Linked DNA regions of Homo sapiens: region 2 is linked to region 1. Evidence: chromatin contacts called from ENCODE Hi-C data. All regions are on one chromosome and are shown on one strand. The core of a region is the stretch at or near the end of the contact, and the rest is flanking DNA. Distances in the headings are between cores, read along the strand shown. Region 1 has its middle 580 kb from the start of MIR5702. Region 2 has its middle 470 kb from the start of MIR5702.

Region 1 (6,430 bases), core at 589-3,088:
AAGAGTATATGCTTATTTTCTGCTTGCCATAAACACTTGGGCTTGGAGTCAAGGAACAGGGAAGACAGAGAAAGAAATACCTTCCCACTTTGAAACTTTTCTGAGTAAAGTATCATGGGGTTCATCCACATTCCCTGCCCAAACTTCTTGCCATATGGAGTAGTATCTTCTTGGGAGGTGGTAATATTAAAAAGCATAATTGAATTATATCTTATCTGATACTCAACTGTTCATGAAAACTATTTCTAGCCTAAAACTTCATTATATACTCAATCTTGTTATGTTTTTAGAAGTAACCTTATGGTATTTGTTAAAAAATTGCCTCTCACATGTTTTGGTAATAGACATAATGGCAGTCCACTTGGAAAGAACTTTTACCAGGTGCTTATTATTTTCTGCTTAACTTTTTCCTTGCTAGTTACATAGTAAATGTAACTGGAACTGTATTTTACTTTTTAGTGTGCTCATTTCAAAAGTACTACATTTGGCACAAAATAAGAGCTGTGTTAATGTTTGTTGAATGAACACACAAAAGAAATACATGAATTGAGAAGGGTAAGTAAAAAGTCACACATTTTCCCTGATAATCTATGCTTTAGTGTACAGAGCTGGCTTTAATTCCAATGGCCAACATTATTAATAGAATAAACAAACTGGTTCATGCTTTTCTTTGAAAACATTTCTCTTAACAACATGGATATTCAATCAATCATTTATTTCTTATTGGAGCAATCATGATTGAACATCTCCTTTGTGGCAGACTGTGTTCTATGTGTTGAAAACACAATAATGAATATGATGAACTAAGTTTCTGCTATCACATAGCCCACATTCTGGTGAGAAAACTGAGATAATAAATACCAAAAAGCACAAACAACTTGCAGATAATGGTATGCATTATGCAAAATTTAAAATGAATAATAGAGAAGAGCATCAGAGTTTAGAGATCCAGGCTACTACAGCTGAGGACAGCCTTTCTTCCTGGTAACTTTGAGCTGAAACTTGATAGTCAGTACAAGGTCCTGCAACCTTCATGTGAAAAATGTTGAAGTCAATGTAGTCATTTCCTTGGAATCAAAATGCACTTGATTACATTCCTACTCTTTCCTAAGGGATACATTTCCTGCCACAGCCTTCTTCCCCTTCAGTGTTGCACATATGAACACCCACACAGAAAGACCTATACATGCCTTCTTGGGAGTAATTACTGTGTTAGTCTTATTTAGTAATATAATGTTGATAACCTGATACTTCACATATTTTAATTATGTGTGTTTATGGCAGCATTTTTCTTAGGGAAATGTGTGGAAATTGCTATAAACTGTGTTACTCATAACTTTAGAGAACAATTAAAATCAGTTAGACGAGAAGGTGAAAATAGAGGAGGAAGATCTTTAAAATCAGCTTTCTATTTTCCTGCACTTGGCCCTTGAGAAGACAGTCTCTTAGTCTCATGGCCTCATATGGCATAATGCCATCTGTCTTTGATGGAGTTTCCAAATGATTTTGTGTATTAACACTTTGCAAAACAAATGACAGATAACAGTGCAAGACATTGCATGAAGGCACAGCTCCAATCATGATAACCCCCTTGAAGCATCAACTCCTGCTTATGCTATTTGTGGCTTCTTGCCTCCACCCCCACTCCAAACAGAGAACATACTGTGGTCAGCAAAATACAATAAGGAGGGAGCAAGAAGAATGAACCTAACTCCACTGGTTTGCTTCAAGACTTGAATGATGTAATTTACTGTCATGCTTCTCAATGTCAAGGCTCCCACAGATGACATGAAAGTGCACTAATGCACCTCTCCAGAATGCTGTGGTCATGAGATCACCCTATTCACTAAGACTCAAAGTCATCAACACACCCTCAGTTTCCTGGCCAATTCATTCATTGTATAATATGGATATAAATAATGTTTTATTTCAGATCCATTAGTCAGAACATTGGATTCAGGCCTTTGGAGCATATAATGAGTTTGTTTCTAACTATAGGAATTTGCTCCAACTATCTTCTTAAGAAAGGTCTATAAAACAGAAACTCAAAGCACAAAAAAAATTATTTTTTTAAAAAGAAAGGTCTAAAAGCTTATCCATAGTCTTGGTTATAACATATTAATCCCTTTTCCAAAGTGAGTTGTTCTCCCCAGTGGCCCCCAATGAAGCCATGATGTATTTAGGCTACAGTGAATCATTATATCTGGCTCATTTCCCTTGACTTTCTCTTCCAAGGTGGAACCATGCTGGAAAATGCATGAAAACCATTGTTTTTGCACTCAGTCAGGTTTTGCTCAGGCTTTTTTTTATCTCAAATAGATAAAGCTAATTCCCCCTTCATAGGATTGCTGTCAATGAACAATGCATATTCACATTTTAGAGAAGCCATTATCATTCCTAACAAGTTATCTAACATTTATTGAGCTTTTGAGAAATCCTAAGCTCTGTTCATACACCATTCTATTCAAGTCCCCTACAACCCTGTGAAATAGATTCTATGATTATCCCTATTTTCAGATGAAGGAATTTCCCACCTAGTTCATATGAAAGGGGGTCAGAATAAGAACATAGCCACTCTGATGCCAGAGCCTGGAGCAATTATCCTGTAAGGAAATTCAGATTAGTTTAGAGAAGACAGCAGGCCTGAGTGGGCCAAGTTGATGAAGGAAGAGGAGGAGGATGTGCCTCCAAAGTGTAGCAGTTAAGCCATCACATGGCAAGAATGTCACCAGTGTTCTTATTAATGAGAAAAATATGACTAATCATGAGTCCATTGCTTGACTGTGAGAATGGAATACAGGTATTAGGCCATGTTGAGGAAATAGGCTTAACTTTGGGAGAAAAGAATAAAACTGAAAATATAAACTGAGCATATGGGAAATGGGCAAAAAACAGAATCTGATCAGGGAAAGGAATAGGATTCAGCATCTGTCGGAGGAATACTAAGAACAGATTACACTATGATCAGGAGAACTGGACCTTGTCTTGGCTTAAGTATGCATTTTCTTGTAGGCTGCTGATTATAGAGTCCCTGGCTTTTAAGCCTGATGGTCAAAAGTTTAGGTTCTAGGAAGATAGCTTCCAGGTGTAATAGGGAACAAAACTAGACAGTGGCCTATAGTTAAGAGTCATAATTATTTGTAAATGGTGAAGAGCAAATAGGTTTATCTATTAATGTGCTAGGGCTGCTATAACAAAATATCAGACCAGATGGCTTACACAATGACAATATATTTTCTCACAATTCTGGAATCTGCAAGTCCAAAACAAAGTTATTGGCAGAGTTGGTTTATTCTGAGGCCTGTGCATGGCCACATTCTTCTTGTGTCTTCACATGGTCTTAACCTCTGAGCTTGTCTGTGTCTTAATCTCTTCTTCTAAGGACACCAGTCATCTTGGATTAGAACCCACCCTATTGACCTTATTTTAAGAAAATTATTGCTTTAAAGGCCCTCTCTGTAAAATACAGTCACATTCCCAGGTATTAGGACTCAACATATGAATCCTAGGAGACACAAACAACATTCATAACAACATCTGGTGCAAGTTTGTTGTTGAGTGGCTAAGAGAGGTATGTCTTGTATTGTTTCACAAACCCCAGAGACTCTTAAAGGATTAGGCTATATAAATAGCATTAACCATGTAATCATCTCTTCTATGTGTAAGAATTTCTAATCCCAAATTATTTAGTGTTATAACATCTTGTATCAAGATGGTCCCTAGTGCAATTTTAAATATCACCCAGGATGGAGGATGGCATATTTTTGAGATTATTCACTTTAAACATTTTTAGAACTATTGTAAAGCCACCTTTATAAATGCAATGAAAGCTATACCTGGGCATGCATGCTTTAGCAATTACAAGATTTCATTCTCTATCCTCCCGTGCTTAGATACTTCTGTTTGAGGACAGGGAAGTGGAACAGAAAGTAGAAAGGGCAAGAAAAAATATCAAAATGATAATTTATTTGTGTTGGTGGCCCTGAGGGTTTCTTCGGATAGGTAGATTCATGTAATAACATCTTCTTTCTACTCCTTCTGATAGGTAGATGCATGTAATAACATCGCTTGGAAGCTGCTCCTTAAAACTTGACTCTTTTTCAGTAATGAACAAGTAACATCCACCTTTCAGAAAAGATTTCTTAAGAAAAGAAAATAAACTCCCAGTGTTTGGGCTGGGAGGTGGGTGTGTCTCAAAACAAGTTCTGAAAAATATACTACACTTTGGTTTTTATCAATTCTAAGTATAACTTACCAGGCATTCTCTTCAGCTTATGTTTAAACCCATGTGTATCTCAATGGAAATCCAATCCATATGTTCCTGATTCATTTACACTTAGCTCATCAAAATATTGTTTTGCAAGAGCTATTTGAAGTCCAAAAAGGCTTTGAAAAGCTTTTTTTTCTTAGAAACAGGAAATCAGTTTTTGCCAACTGTAAACAAACACATTCCTCTACTCCCTGTGCCCATATTTTAATTGGAAATTTAGAAGACAGAAGGTTAGAGAGCTCTCTAAACCTGTCCAGAAACAAATTCATCCTCTATATGGCATGAACAGAGAAGTGTATTTACATTTGCTTTATATTCATTTTTAAGTGACCTTTTTCATGTAAATTTCCCTGTAATTGTATAAATACTTAAATTAAGATTTTCTATTTTACCTTAATTTTCATTAAATTCTTATCTCAGTATTCTCAAAATACATTATTTCTCCTAGGAAAATATTGTGCTTAAGCATTTGTCTGATAGAGTTTCAGATAAAATGATACCCACTTAAATTTTCTCCTAAATCTGTGAGTCAGTTTCAAAAACTAACCCTGCTTTGTGTGCTTGGCTTAGATAAATGGTCACATTCATGCCAGAGCTGGTCGTATCATTGTTCTTGGTCAAATTCTTTTGACATTCAGTCAAAGCATGATGAAGGTCTCCAAAATATTATAGAGTAAGATATTAATCTGGTAGATAAGGGGACCCAGGAAAATCACACTCAAATAAAGCACCCAGAACTATCAGCTTATTGTAAGAATTCCAAGTTAAACACATGATCTGTTATTATTCAGCATTTAGAAACACCTGAATCTCTGAGCTTCACTTATAATAATTTGGAAGGAGACCACTGTATGTCCATCCTGATGAGTATTTAATGTAAACCAAGAAGTAGATCCAGGGACTGGTCAAATAGGATAGTGACTCAAACCAGGTGTTGATAATGTAGATGAGCAGCCAGGAGCAAGAGTACCCAAGACCAAGTGCAGATTCTGACCCTGAAAAATATCCATAGTTAAAAGGATGAAGAACCTGAATCAGTAAAGGAAGTCAAAAGTAAGCAATCACATAAGGGCCGGAGTGGAATATCAAAAAGGTAGAAACAGAGGCTGAAATGAATCAACACAATTTAAGACTTTTGCCATGCACAGCCTAGAATGGCAAAAGAATACTATTCCCTTACAAGTGTAGGCCAGATGGCATGTGGATTACCGTGGTTTAAAGCACAGGAAGGCAATCCATGTAGATTGGATGCTACTAGTAGCTTCCTAAGTAAGCCAAATCTCTTCTTCCCTACCAGCCTCATAAGAACCTCCTATGCTGGATTAGGCAGGAGATACAGGGAAGGGAAATTGTATGATACTGGAATGCAACTCAACGTCCAAGCCACGGCTCAATTCAAAACCCAGTAACCAGCTATTTTAAGGATTATTTAGGAATTTAAATGGAAACATTCTAATGAAATGGAAACCCTATGCCATCCATAAGATTCAAATTCTACATTTTATTAACTTGACACTTGTATCATGTGATAAAAATAGCTGATGAATTAGGTTATACCTATCTCCTGCTGAGATTTCTATAAAGATTTCTACCTGTAGAAAAAAGATGTCCAAATTATGAATTGTTAGAGTGATGCAGAATTTTTCTTGGCCCCCTCACTGGACTCAGAGCAAGAGTGCCCCTCTCTGCTTGGCCTGCTGTGCTCCTTTATGGGAGGGAGCATGTGAGAGAGCAAATGCGGGACCCAGCTGGCTGCTCCAGGCACTGACACAGGAGCAAGCTCCATGCAGGGCCTGTGGTCAGACCAGGCATGTCGCCTTGAGGGGAACGTGGTGGTGTCCAGGTGAGGGTACCTGTGACTCCAAAGTCCCAGAGGGGGTGTTACAGTGCTCCTTTAGTTCTACTGTCCTTGGACGGCGGTGTGTTAGCAGCTCATTTGGCCCCTTGCCTCATCATGAGAGGTAGCTGCCCTCTACCAGTGATAGCAAAGGGCCAGTGTGACAGCCTTTCTGGGTACCCACACTCAGTGGGTCTTGAGCTCTTGTCCAGCATCTAAGAAGAATGAGGTCACATGGATGGTTGAAGGATGGTGAAGGTGGAGAATTTTCTTGAGCAGTAAAAATGGTTCTCAGTGTAGAGGGTTGGTGGAGAGAGGATGGG
Region 2 (6,504 bases), core at 899-3,398, 110 kb before region 1:
TTTATTTACAGGGATGAAAACTGGGCAGCTGGTTCAAAGGATCCCTTGGAACTACTCCATAGAAGGATAAAGAGTAGAGACAAATAACAAGCTCACTTGTAGTTTTAGACCCTGGTAAACTTTTGGATGCTCCTGCAATTTCATACTTCAAATGAAATAACTGAATATTTCCTGAAGTAAGTAACCAGCTCTATAACTTGGCAGAAATCTCTGACTCCACTTAACTCACGCAGAGGGCCATGACATGCAGCCTAAGTGCCCAGGAATTTTAAATCAAGATGTATCTATGTAGTGAAACTTTGTGTGCGTGTGAGTGTGTGTGTGTGTGTGTGTGTGTGTGTGTGTGGTTGTTTTACCCTTTGCTTCCTGCTTGGAAAAAAAAAGGTAAATATTTAAAGTTATCTACAAATTGTATTTTTTCCCTAGAATGCAAGAGTCACAGAGATAAACGTTAGCTGTCAGAAAAGCTGCAAATCATCTGAGATGAAGGTGGTGCTTTTTTATTACAGTATCTGAGAAGAAAAGCTTTCAGAGTGAAATTCAGTAATCCCTCGCTTCTGATTCCATGTCTACTGAGATGTTCAAATTTGAGTGCGGCCCTTGGTAAAGCACTGATTGCTGAAAGGTAGCTCTGTCCCATGGGAGGATTTGGAATGAGATCTAGTAGAAATTTTCATTCAAGTTGAATAGAAAACAGAAAAGTGAGTGTTCTATGGAAAGCAGAAGTCTGGCAATGATGGATTTGCCCTGTGAATGAAAGTCTAGGAATGTGTGTCCTTCCCACAGTTGGTTTATTAAGAAAGTCCTGCAAGTTAATATCACAGTATGTGTTTGAATACAGGTATAAATTTCTTGAGAGTCCACAAATCAACTATCAGTGGAAATCCTGATACCCACCAAATGATGTTTTTACATCTATGTATTCATCAATCTAATAATTTTCTAAGAGATAGCAGTGTGTCTATTCTATTGAGTAGAATACTATTGTTTTTCTTTTTTTTTTTTTTCTTTTTTCTTTTTTTGAGATGAATTCTCTCTCTGTCACCTAGGCTGGAGTGCAGTGGCACAATCCCGGCTCACTGCAACCTCTGCCTCCTGGGTTCAAGTGATTGTCCTACCTCAGACTCCCAAGTAGCTGGGAATACAGGCATGCATCACCACACCCAGCTAATTTTTGTATTTTTAGCAGAGACAGGGTTTCACCATGTTGGCCAGGCTGGTCTTGAGCTCAGGTGATCCTGACCTCAGGTGATCCGCCCTCCTCCGCCTCCCAAAGTGTTGGGATTACAGGCGTGAGCCACCGTGCCCAGGCTGTTTATCTTTTATTTGTAAATTTAGATATTTCTGAAGACAATATTAATTTACAGGGAAGTCATTATCCTTCTTCCTAGAATATGCCTGCATAAATCTATGGCATGAAATGCACACATTTCCGACAGGATTCTTTTAATAATACTCTCTCATTTTACAATATTCCCTGACACCATAGCATGACTGGATGAATTATTCTCCAGACATAGCCTAATTTCCAATAGTCATATTTCTTAAATATTTTTGAAATTATTTTTAATAGAAATTTGTAAGATTATCAAATTCAGTATTTTATTGATGGACAAAATTTTACCTGAATTGTCTTAAAAGTGCCACTTTTTATTTCTAAAAGCAACAGAAAATGAAAGGCATTCATTTTATAACTCCCTAGTGTGGATCCTTCTCCTGTTAACAAACTCAAATTTTTAGGAAGCTTCAATTCTTCCAATTCCACTTTAATGCCATTTTTTCTCTCATTCTGTTTTCGGAGGCAATGAAGAACAGCTGGTCACCATTCTCTGCAATAATAACCTTCATATAGTTGAAACCCAAATGGTTTTGGACATGGTACTTACAAAAACATCTCCTTGCAAATGATGTAGCCTATTTGGTATTTCCCCTGTAAACAGCTAGATTCCTTATAGCCAACCCTTCCAGCAACTATCAAATTTTAGCTCTGTTTAGTATAATGCAAGCATTTTCTGCTTTGTCTATTCAGGAATGTCTTCCTAGGAGGTTTCACAATAAAATTTATTGTGTTTCATTTATGACGTACAATGTAAGAAGAATGGAATGCTTTTCTGTTAGGATTTGCATTGATAATGAAAGGTTACTATAGTGCTGGTCTGCTTTGACCAAATTTGCCAAATTCTGAAGAGAATGCCAATTAGAAGGCTGTAATGCTTTTCACTGAAACAGACTGAGGCCAATACCTGGTGGTGGGGACCTGTCATTGTTGGCCAGACTCTATTTTTAATTGGGAGAGAAGGCAAATGCTAGATCAAACAGTGTTTACTAAGTGATACCAATAATTCCAAGTCATAGCCACACCCCAAAAAGCTGAGGAAGTGACTAAGTCCTTCTGAGGTCGTCTTTTCTATTAGTAGCAATGTAGCCAAAAGTCTGAAAACGCTCACATTTTGCTCTCTTTAGGAAAAGACAACATTGATTTTAGAGGTTTTTGTTATGGAGGCCAGGGGGATTTTTCCAGTGCAGCACAGAGAAATCTGGGTTTGGATTGGGAAGCCAGACATTTCTTGGCTTACATTTCCTACTTGAATGGGATTCGTTTGCCCCCTCCTCACCTCTCCCCAACCCCCAGGCAGCTAGAAGCCCCACCTCCTTGCTTGGACCATATGGGGAAGCTGGCTCGGTGGCTGTTATTCTACTGACTCCAAGTTCACGCAGCTGTTCATCCCCTGCTTAATGTACTGGTAATTACAGCAATGTGCTCTTCTCTTTCCAATCATGTAACTTTTACTAATGGAAAATGATTTGTTTTTAACAACTTCCATGCATTTCTTTCTCGTTTTAATAAGAAAGGGTGTCTTGTGGCATTGAGCTATTGAATTCTCTATAAAAAACAAAAGTCTCTATATGAGTTTCCAGCTCCATAGGAGGGCTCTGTGGGATTGGCCAAAGGTGGTGGGGAGACTTAAGTGAGTGTAACTAACTTGATATGAATAGGTCAGTTGGGAAACAAAGCAAGCTCATCGCCTTCTGATCATGGAGGTGGTGAAATAACATTTTTTAAAAATGTGAAACCGGGAAGGATCAGAAGTATGAATTGAGTTCTGCTTTCATGATCCAAACTCTATGTACTCTCAGAGAATTTTTAAAACAAATATCTGAAGAGGTTTTCACTTATTTTCATTCAATGTTTCAGAGCATGTAAATGTTCTCCTTTGATGAGAAATGTTGATGATTTGGGTTGGGTGGGGGTTGAAATGATTATAGCAAGTGCGTCTTTTGCTGTAGCCATGCTAAGCTACCAGGCACAGATCAAACAGGCATGTGGTCACATGATCGTTTTATTTGCAGATAAAATACAGACACCTTGGAATTTCCTTCCTTATATCCCCTAAATGGCACTGGAAATCACTCTAAAAGGATAATTTTTAAAGCAAAACTTTTCCAACTCATTAGAGGATTTCAGTTTTAGACTTTTATTTTAAATAAGTGGTTGAGTAGCAGTTGTAACAAAGAATGCCAAGTCACACCCTTGTGTGTGGATGGAAATACTGCTACACAACACACATAGCTAATTTTATCAGAAGGATGATAGCAAAAGGAATGTCTTCTCTACATGAAAACTCAAAAGTCAAGAGCATTGACGAGATGACAAACCATGATTGCGAAGCCTATTTGCCACATCTTGACATTTTAAAGATTCATATAATTCAAGATTTAGCTAAAATTGTAAAATACATATCCTGAGCTCAAAATTCTTTGATGTTAACATGTATCCATATCTTTTAAAGACATTAATTTTATTCCTTGTGCATTTCTTTTCTTCTATTCGTGGTTAATAATGACATGGCAGCCGGAAATCACCTATCTTCTCCTCAGCCCTTCTTATCTAGCTCCCTCCAGAAGTCTTGTTTTTTCTTAGAGATTTCTTTGGAAATGTTATTAAGCTAGAGTGAAGTAATTTTTAAAAACACACATTGAAACTTAGAACTGAATAATTTTTAAATATTTGTAATAACTTTAGCAAAACCATTGCTTTCCTCAAGAACCACAAGACCACACCAGCAGCAAAGAGGCACTATTGTTCCCCTGGAGTCTTGAGAAGCTCCTCGTGTGACAAACTCCAGCAAAGGGGGTCTGTGCTTCGCTCCTCCATAAATGCAACACCAAGTCTAGATCTGATTTTGCCCTCTAGGAATTCTTGTGCCTTGCTTTATGCAAAGCAAAAATTATGTTTAATATTTTAAAACTAGCTTCAGGAATTAGGATCTTCAGAGTTAGTGGTCTGACTCTAGTCATGTGCATGTCTTACATCATCTTCTATTTTTTCAGATGGTTGCATCAGTAGCTTTGGGAATATTTTATTTTTAAAGTTTTAAGTCATTCTGATATCCACGAGACCATCAAAAATATAACTATGATCTAATGAATGCCCAAATAAGTGGTTGCATAAATAACAACTACTTATCATGTTCACTTTCCCCGTTATTCATTTATTCATTCAGTATTAATTGAACAACTCGTATGTGCCAGGCATATTCCAGGGACCAAGGATTCAGTAGTGAATACAAAATCGTAGCTTTATAAAGGTAGTAGTTCAGTAAGAGGAGATAAACAAATAAAATATATAAGTAAAAAAAAGTTAAATAGCAATGAGCTCTAAGGATAAAAAGCACTGTAAAGGGACAGAATATGATGACAGAGTTTCAATTTTACATGGAGTAAAAGAGAAGACCTCAATATGTGACTTTTGAGCACACAAGGGAAGGAAGTAAGATAAAAGCTTTGTAGATATTTGAGGGAAAAACTGTCCAAGCAAAGAGTACAGCAAGAGCAAAGGTCCTAGGGATCGTGAATGTAGAGTGTTCAAGAGTACCAAGGAGGTCAGTGTGCCCGGAGTACAGATAGTAGGAGATAAGTTTAGAGAAGTGAAGGAAGCCAGATCTTACAAAGCCATAGTTTATTATAAGGACTTTGGCTTTTACTTTGAGATGGGGGAGGCTGCTAGGGATTTTTGAACAGAAAAATGACAGAATCTTGTATAACTTTTAACAAAATAATCCTGGCTGTTATGTTGAGAGTTGATTTAAGGGCGGCAAGGGAAGAAGCAGGGAGACAGTTTAGAAGGCTATTATAATAAGCCAGGCAACGGGACAAAGGGTAAAGGTGGAGAGAGTAGATATAAATGGACTTCCTATTATATAGCAGGCACTATGTTAGGCTTTGTTGATACATCAGGGGGAAAACAGAGGCTCTGTTCCCAGGGCCTTTGCATTCTACTGAGAGGAGCCAGGCAATCAACAAATAAGCCAGTGCATACATAAAATATCAGGTGATGATAAGTTATATGGAGAGAAACCCTAACCTGTTCCAAAGTTCATTATGGCAAACACCTAGAAACAAACACAGTCCTATATAGTGGGGGCTGGAGAAGAAAAGTGTGGCATATTCAAAGAGAGACTATTACGTAGCAATGAAAATGAATGACTTTAACTACATGCAACATTGCAGATGGATCATAGCAATATAATAGGAATACAAAATAAGTTATTATATATTTAAAACATTACATTTTTCATAAAGCCAAACACACGCAACCCAAACTAATACTTTTAAAGAAATACAAATAGATGTGTGAACATATATCAAATGAAGTCAGGAACATTGTTAATACAAGATTTGGGGTAGTAGTTGTCTTGAATGAGGAGTGGCAAAGAAATTCTTGGGATACTCACATGGGTTTCTGTGAGTGTTCTAGCTTCATGTTGGGTGTTGGGTTATTGGATTTAATTATATTATTTGCAGGGAAGGAAGAATGGAAGGAAGGAAGGAAGGGAGGGAGGGAGGAAAGAAGGAAGGAAGGAAGGGAGGGAGGAAAGAAGGAAGGAAGGGAGGGAGGAGGGAGTGAGGAAGGGAGAGAGGGAGGGAGGAAAGAAGGAAAAAAGGAAGGAAGGGAGGGTGGGAATTTTACAGGGTTAACCACTATGGATAATAATTCATCTAATTGTGTTTCCCTGTGGTGTAGGGTTGGGAAAAGTTATGGAGTATTTGCTTTTATATATATAAATTTGCCAGGGAAATCCTGTCTAAGGAAATGACATTTGAGCAGAAGCATGAATGGATTGGAGAAGTGGTTGGAGGAACAAGGAGAAACTCCTGGCTGGAGTGGAGTGAGCAAAAAGAAAGCAGCAGGAGGTGAAGTCAGGGAGAGCAGGAACAGGTCATCTTGACCTTTATAAGCTGTGAGGAACTCTGACTTATACTCCAGTGGACACTAAAAACAACTGAGAGGTTCTGACCAGAGGAGTAACATTATCTGCTGTAAATGTTAAAAGGATTGTTCCTGCTGCAGTGTGGGAATACACCAGGGTTTCTCTGCACAACTGACATTTTGGACTGGATGATTCCTTGTTGTAACAGAGATTCCTCTGCATTGTAGGATGTTTACCAGCACCCCTGGCTTCTCCCTAATAAAGCTATAATGTCACCCCCTACCCCCTAGTT

What was found. A loop is a pair of places that touch in the nucleus more often than their neighbours do. Pooled maps may share reads with other maps.
Region 2: a map of IMR-90 shows a loop between it and region 1 (7-fold over the local background). The contact joins two enhancer-like sites. A Hi-C loop is called at or near these places in 1 of 168 maps with a recorded cell type or tissue (IMR-90) and 2 of 50 pooled maps.

The regions. Positions count from the first base shown.
Region 1 is chr2:226,075,164-226,081,593 of GRCh38, reverse strand. No RefSeq gene overlaps it. Among named protein-coding and RNA genes, the nearest start is that of MIR5702, 580 kb to the left of the region's middle. Within about 2 kb of position 1,838, at least 5 of the 41 ENCODE cell types and tissues checked have a DNase peak (open chromatin) inside an H3K27ac peak, as active enhancers do; they include IMR-90, where a contact is called at or near this core.
Region 2 is chr2:226,181,560-226,188,063 of GRCh38, reverse strand. No RefSeq gene overlaps it. Among named protein-coding and RNA genes, the nearest start is that of MIR5702, 470 kb to the left of the region's middle. Within about 2 kb of position 2,148, at least 10 of the 41 ENCODE cell types and tissues checked have a DNase peak (open chromatin) inside an H3K27ac peak, as active enhancers do; they include IMR-90, where a contact is called at or near this core.